Regions from separate parts of the Homo sapiens genome. Here region 2 is linked to region 1. Evidence: chromatin contacts called from ENCODE Hi-C data. All regions are on one chromosome and are shown on one strand. The core of a region is the stretch at or near the end of the contact, and the rest is flanking DNA. Distances in the headings are between cores, read along the strand shown.

Region 1 (3,460 bases), core at 457-2,956:
TGCTATGAACTGAATGTGTGTGTCCCCCAAAATTCATATGCTGAAATCCTAGTTCCCAATGTGATAGTATTCAGAGACAGAGTCTTTGGGAGGTAATTAGCTAATGAGGGTAGAACCTTCATGAATGGGATTAGTGCCCTTATAAGAAGATAGGGCACTAATCTGTGTTTCCTCTTTCTGTGCTCTCTGCCATGTGAGGATACACAAGAAAACAGCTGTTTTCAAACCAGGAAGAGGATCCTTGCCAGACACTGGATCTGCCTGCATGTTGATCTTGGACTTCCCTGCCTCCAGAACCGTGAGGAATAAATTCTGCTGTTTAAGCCACCTAGTCTAAGCAGCCTGGACTAAGATAAGAACTGACCTTTGTGTTTAGCAGCATGAAGATCACAGGTGACCTTGGGCAGTTTCAATGCAGCAGAGGAGACAAATGTCCAAATGGAAGTTCAAAAGAAAATGAGGGGAGAGAAATTGGAAGCACCAGTATAGGCCATTCTTCAGTTTCACTTTCAAGAGATAGAGTGGAAAGAGGGGAGGGAAGAGTAAAAGAAACTCCCTCTCTCTGTGTGTGTGTGTGTGTGTGTGTGTGCGGTTATATGCCCACTGGAAAGGTTTAGTATAGCCTACTGGCAGCACCAGGCAGAAAATGAATGTGAGAAAAATGAACAAAAATGCCCCAGAACCATGTATACATGGGCCATGGAATGAATTCACACATGGCTCCTGTATCAATGGGGAAATGCATTGCGGGAGGGAAGGTGCCTGGGTTAGGCCTCACAGGCCTAATGCCTTAAAGGTTTTAGATTCAAAAGGCAGAAATAATGAGCCTGCCGAGTAGCACAGTGGAGGTTCTCATGATGTGCCAGGTCAAAATGTGGTCTAGCAGCCTTTTCAGAGAGGTTAGTTGAGAGGGGTGGTTTTACAGAACGCTGCAGTTGCTATCATCATCATCATCATCATCATCATCGTCATCAAGTAGCAATTAATAATCAAATAGCAATTAAGTGCCTAATTTTTTGTACCACCTCATAAATCAATATAGGGGGGCTTGTTCCCTGGGGGAGCTACTTTGATGAGAAGCAGCAGTATAAAAGACCGGAAAGTCAAAGATTGGGGAAAGGCAGGCGTGGGGCAGAGGCAGAAGGCTCTTGCCAAACCATCCTGCCTCAGTTCCTGATTTTTCACCCTGCCTCTCCAAGCGCGGGAGTGGAGGATCCTTTCCCTCCCACTTCCTCCTTTGCTCTTTACCCCTCCCCCTCCCCCCCCCTTTTTTTTTTTTTGCTGTCCTCCTGGAGCAGGGCTGGTTCTGAAGCTTGGCGGCAGCCCCTACCTGCTGACCCACCGCCTCCGGGCGCACGGGAAGAGGACTGAGAGCCCTGAAACCCCAGCGGGGCAGGAGCCAGCATTCTGAGCATGTGCGAGCCAGCCAGGGGGCTAGGGCGGATTTGGGGGGTCGACTTTAGGTCGTCGCCCTAAGCGCAAAGCGAAAGAGCGGTGAGAGCAGGGGCGGGCGACACTCCCCGGAGCGGTGCCCCTGCGCCCAGGGCGCAGCGACTGCGCCCTGCCCTGCGGGTGTGGGCGAGTTGGCCGCGTGTGTGCCTCGCTGTTTGACGCGAAGACGAGCCAATCAGGGCGGGCGGCCCGAGCTGCCATGTGACGGGCAAGGCGGCCCCTTTCCCCAGCGCGGCCAGAGGGAGGAGAGAACCGGGGCTCGCCGCGAGCCTTCGAGAGCAGCGGCCGCGGAGGAGGCGGCGGCGGCGGGCGGGAGCAGCGGCGGCGGCGGCACAGGCTCGGGGCCAGCCGGGCGCGCATCCCCGGGCGCCCTGCGCGGTGGAGAGCTTGGCGGGCTGCGGGTGCCGCAGGACAGGAGTGGACAAAGCAAGATGGCAGGGATCTTAGCCTGGTTCTGGAACGAGAGGTTTTGGCTCCCGCACAATGTCACCTGGGCGGACCTGAAGAACACGGAGGAGGCCACCTTCCCGCAGGCTGAGGACCTCTATCTCGCTTTTCCCCTGGCCTTCTGTATCTTCATGGTGCGGCTCATCTTCGAGAGGTAAGAAGGGCTGAAGCCCCTCCTCCCCTCCCCCTGCGCACACACACGCGCGCACACACTCGCGCGCTCTCTGGCGCACGCCCCCGCGCCCCCAACGCTCGCGTTCACGCCTCCCAACCTTTGTGTTCGGGGAGGGGTTGCTGACCCCCCTGCCCCGCTGGCTTTCTGGGAGCCAGAAAGGGTCTGGCTTGCCACGGATTTCCTCCCGGGCGCCGGGGAGGAGCCGCGGAGCGTTAGGGTCGCCCCCTGCCCTCCTCCTGGGCCCTGCTCTCCTCCCGGCAAGGGCAGGCGAACAAAGGTGAGCGGTGGTCGGGCTCAGGACCCGCCGCATTCCGCGGGGCTCGCCCCTCTCCGCCGGCGCGCCACGCAAGGCTGCCAGGCAGGGCTTCCCGCCGGGGCCCGCGCCACCCACCTGACAGCCAGGAACGTTCCGGACGCGCGGCCCGGAGGGAGGAGGAACCGCGCACACTTCAATCTTTATGCTCCGGCACACGGATTGTAGGGGTTGTGCTTCAAAAGAATTCGCCAGGGACTTCCTGGCTTCTGGTCGCTGTTTGGTTTTTATCCGTGAAACTATCAGGCCCACAGTCCTGGCAAATAGGGGATAATAGCATTTCAGGTTATTAGCGGTTTCTTTAAAAGAGGATGTGACAGGACGGGTCCACATCCTGCAAAATGGTGATATTAAACTGATAACCCTGTCCTGTGAATAATCATAAACTTCTTTTTTGGTACTCGAAGGCACTTAAAATTTTGAGGAATTGTCATGCAATTGTATAGTTCCTCGGTTTGGTTGGATATCTCCATTGTGTCACATACAAACTTGTGTTATTCTCATGGAATTCGTTTTCGTCGCGAAACTAGATTGTGCCTGCCATGCATTCTCTGGGTGCTACTGAAAGAAAACCAGGACAGCAGCACACTTTTTTTTTCGTAACAGAAAATATTATCTTCCCCTTTCTTGTACCCTCCCCTTCCTCTGCCCAATTCATCAGTAAAGGCTGAATTTCTTAGATCACAAAGTAGAGTTTAGATTGCATTTCTCGCTTCCACTCCGCCTTTCTTCCCCGCCTTCAACTCACCTTGGTTTTGTTTCTTAAGCTTTTGCTGGTACCTCATTTGCTGTTCCTCTTTGCCTGAAAACGACTGTTGAGGGTGGCAGAACGCGTCTTTTGAGTCATTTGCTGCTGGACGAGGCAACAAAGCTTCATGGGGACAAAAAGTATCTTTTGTCTCAGGAAGGTATATTTTTCACCGGACAGTATTGTTGCTTGAAAACGAAGTCAGCTGTTCGCCTGCAGAAATTGACATGCACAAAGCAACAGACTTTAAGACCTATGTTTAAATTATTGGAATCTAATACAGATGTGTCATTGATCCTATACAAAAAAGGATCAAAAAAGTCAC
Region 2 (3,460 bases), core at 551-3,050, 260 kb before region 1:
ATAACTACACATCAGCCACACCTAAGATGTCTGTTTAAAAAGCAGATTCTTAACCCTATATCCAACCTACTGAATCACAATTATTGCAACTGGAGGCCTGGGATCTGCATTTTTAATTAGCTTCTCCAGCAATTCACCCATATCCTTAGATTTGAGAACCATGGTTCCCTCCTGCGTATCAGCTTCTCTCGCCACACCTCTGCCAGGATTCTAGGGCTTGGGGAAATTAATCAGTCAGGGGCTATTAGGAAAATGGAAGCAATACTATGTAATGCGACATATTATTTAATACGAAGATCTTATTCAACAGGTGCTAGAGAATGGAAAAGACTGAGTTAACACAGAGTTACTCAGGAAGCTGTAGGAAGCAGCTACCACTCCTTGGGTAGGACTGTAGGAATCAAAGGGAGGAGGTGGTGGTTATTAGACTCTACACATTTAGGAGGAAACCTACAGGGCTGGGACCCTGACCTCTGAAGAGGAGCCCTTTCTGAAGGTCTACATGGGACTGGGATGGCATCTCAGGGGGTGGCAGAAGGCTGGTTCCAAGAGGTAGAAGGAAACTGGAAATGGAAACCAATTACTGCTGGCAGAGGGAAAGACCCTTTCCGAAGCTAAGCTGACAAGAACAGTAACAGGATGAAGCGTGTCCCTTCTCCCTCCCACAGCCTTCCAAAATTCCCCTGGTGCCCCCATTAGCACAGCTTAACAGGGAAACAGCAGGCAAAGAAGGAACATGGAAGGAGGTCTGCTGACTACCAACCCAACACCACAAGCAGATTCTAGGAAGGTCTATCTGGAGCTTAGAGGAAATCACTTAATAAGGAGCCAAGGGAGTGTGACCTCCACCAGCTCCAAAACGAGGCTGGGGCTTTTCCAAGCTCCATTAACAATAGCCAGGCTTTTAAAAAAAATTCTCATTTCACTCTGTTTTCCAACACAATTCCTAAAATGATCCTTTTTAATATCTAACACTTTCCAAATGTTCGCTCTGTACTTCCAAACCCCGCCCCATTCCACCCCAATCTACTTCCTCTGGATTGAGTGATGGTTATGACGGAGGGTCTGGGGTCACACAGCCCCAAGCTATGTGACCTTGGGCAAGCTGCCTGTGTGCTTTGTGCTGCACATTGCTCAACTACAAAAAGCAAATGACAATAGCATCTACCTCACAGGAGGGCTGTAAATATTAAATGAGACTATACATGTAAACATAATAATATAAATGTACATGTCTAGCACTGAAGTGTTTAAGAATGTTGACTGTTGGGGTTAATAGTATCCACATGATTATCCCAGACACCTGGATAGAAACTAGAACCAGGTCCACTACAACCTTTTGAGAAAATGCCTACTTATCCCCACCTCCCTATGATCAGCTCTGCTCCCACTCAGCCCCAGCTCCTGCCAGCTTCCTATTAACTCCCCCTCTTCAAATCCCACTCCTGAGGGCCAGCACTGACAACTTTTATATGGTAATGATTGGGCACAGAGAAAATTATGCCAGGAAAGTGACTCACTGTTCAAGATACAATTAGCCCCACTTCTCAGGTAATTAAACAGCCCTGGCTACCACATCCATGATGCAGCAAGTAACTAAAACATTTCTCCTACTCACAGACACAGGAAAAGAAAATCCATTCACTTTAATGCCACCTCTCCATCTGATCTGATTGCACTTATAACCCAACTCCTGCTTTTCCTGTCTCCTCTGACAACCTGAGGCCCTCCCCTAAGTTACAACCGCAATACAGGAAGTCAGGTCACCCTCTGCATGGTAGAAGTCTTTCTTCCCCCCCCTCTTCACACACTCTCACCCAGAAGCAGGGGCATGATGCCATAGTCTGAAATGATGGCAGAAAATAAGAGCCACAAGGGAAGAGGATATGAACTGCAGGAACACAAATGTCCAGTGCAGTGAAAAGTAGTGTCTTGGCAACCCCAGGGGGCCCTGAGAACATCATTGAGTGAGAAGGAAAATTAAGACACACCCTCATGAAGGGCACGGAACACCTGCTAAGCCCCGGTGGAAGCAGCAGCATGCTGCAGTCTCTGCCTCCAGCAGCCCCAGCCCAGAGTTTCTCCTAAGTGAGGCCACCTGCAGATCCCACAATACCATGAGTCGGAGCCTGGCAGGACATCAGGAGAATGTTCCCTCCTTTAGTCTTGGGGCTGGGGGCTAAGGTGTTAGGACTGTGTTGTATTGAAAGATGTGGAGACAACATAAGGGGTCACCTGGGTGTGCTGTGAAAACGTTGCTGCTTATTTAGTTAGTATGGGACAGGGGTGAGTTCTACATTTCTCAAGCTCCCAGGTGATGTGATGCTGCTGGTCCATGGGCCACATTTTCAGTTGCTACCACAGAGGTGGCATAACTTCCCTAAATTATCCCCGAAGGGGCCAGGTACCCACCTCCTAATAAGGGAATCGAGTTTAGGCCCCCATGGAAGGAACTGGAAAGGAGGCCTGAAGCATGGAAAAGCAGATGCCTCGGCGTCAGGGACAAGAGGTGCCAGCCTGGGAAGGGTCTCGCCCGCCTGCAAGCATCCAGAAGGAGCAGATCCACTCCAAAGAATAATAATTCAGAAATGTATGTGTATCGGGCTATTCAAAAATGAAGATTTGGCCTAGCATGGTGACTCATGCCTGTAATCCCAGCACTTTGGGAGGCCGACATAGGCAGATCACTTGAGGTCAGGAGTTCAAGACCAGCCTGGCCAATACAGCGAAACCCCTTCTCTATTTAAAAAATAAAAATAAAAATTAGCTGGGCATGGTGGTGCAGGCATGTAGTCTCAGCTACTCGGAAGGCAGAGGTGGGAGGATAGCTTGAACTTGGGTGGCAGAGGTTGCAGTGAGCCAAGATCACGCCACTGCACTCCAGCCTGGGCAACAGAGCGAGACTCTGTCTCAAAATAAATTAATTAATTAAAGTAAAATAAAAACAAAAATGAAGATTCAACATTCCCTCTATCTCATAACATGTAAGTTTATTATTTGATTTTTTGGGTGGGTTTTTCAGAAATTCACTACAAATGAAAGATGAAGACAATGCCTGCCTTAGTAGAAATTAGTACAAAAGGCATAATTAAATTTCAGAATTATTTCCAGCACCTAGGATTGAAATTAAGTTGGACTTTATTTATCTGGAAATTTATTTTATTAATCCAGAAAACATGATACCTCAAACATTATGGGTAAAGATATAAACAAAGCTGAACAGCCAGCTGATTGCATCTGCTGTTATTCAACTTATGTTGAGCCTCCAGTCATACTCACATTAAATAAACTTTATAACGCTATGTCTAAATTCAACCTATACAAGTTACTGGGTATGATATTATAAGAAAGAAAACCATTACAAGTATTGATTTTTTTTTAATTGAAACTACTTTCTCACAGCCTGAGGCCCAGGTCCCCAGATGTATGACACATCTCTAACTAGAAGCAGATGGAGAGC

The links. A loop is a pair of places that touch in the nucleus more often than their neighbours do. Pooled maps may share reads with other maps.
Region 2: a pooled map shows a loop between it and region 1 (4-fold over the local background). The contact joins the enhancer-like site here to the promoter of CERS6 in region 1. A Hi-C loop is called at or near these places in 8 of 50 pooled maps.

Annotation. Positions count from the first base shown.
Region 1 is chr2:168,454,566-168,458,025 of GRCh38, forward strand. It overlaps CERS6 (ceramide synthase 6), which reads left to right and starts at 1,707. Exons shown (of 10, transcript NM_203463.3): 1 at 1,707-2,053. The coding sequence starts at 1,884. It overlaps LOC102724081 (a long non-coding RNA gene), which reads right to left. Exons shown (of 4, transcript XR_002959433.2): 1 at 2,466-3,460. RefSeq lists silencers at 1,299-1,518, 1,549-1,638, 1,759-1,888, 2,339-2,398.
Region 2 is chr2:168,191,508-168,194,967 of GRCh38, forward strand. All of the region lies in intron 1 of STK39 (serine/threonine kinase 39), which reads right to left. Among named protein-coding and RNA genes, the nearest start is that of STK39, 54 kb to the right of the region's middle. Within about 2 kb of position 1,801, at least 9 of the 41 ENCODE cell types and tissues checked have a DNase peak (open chromatin) inside an H3K27ac peak, as active enhancers do.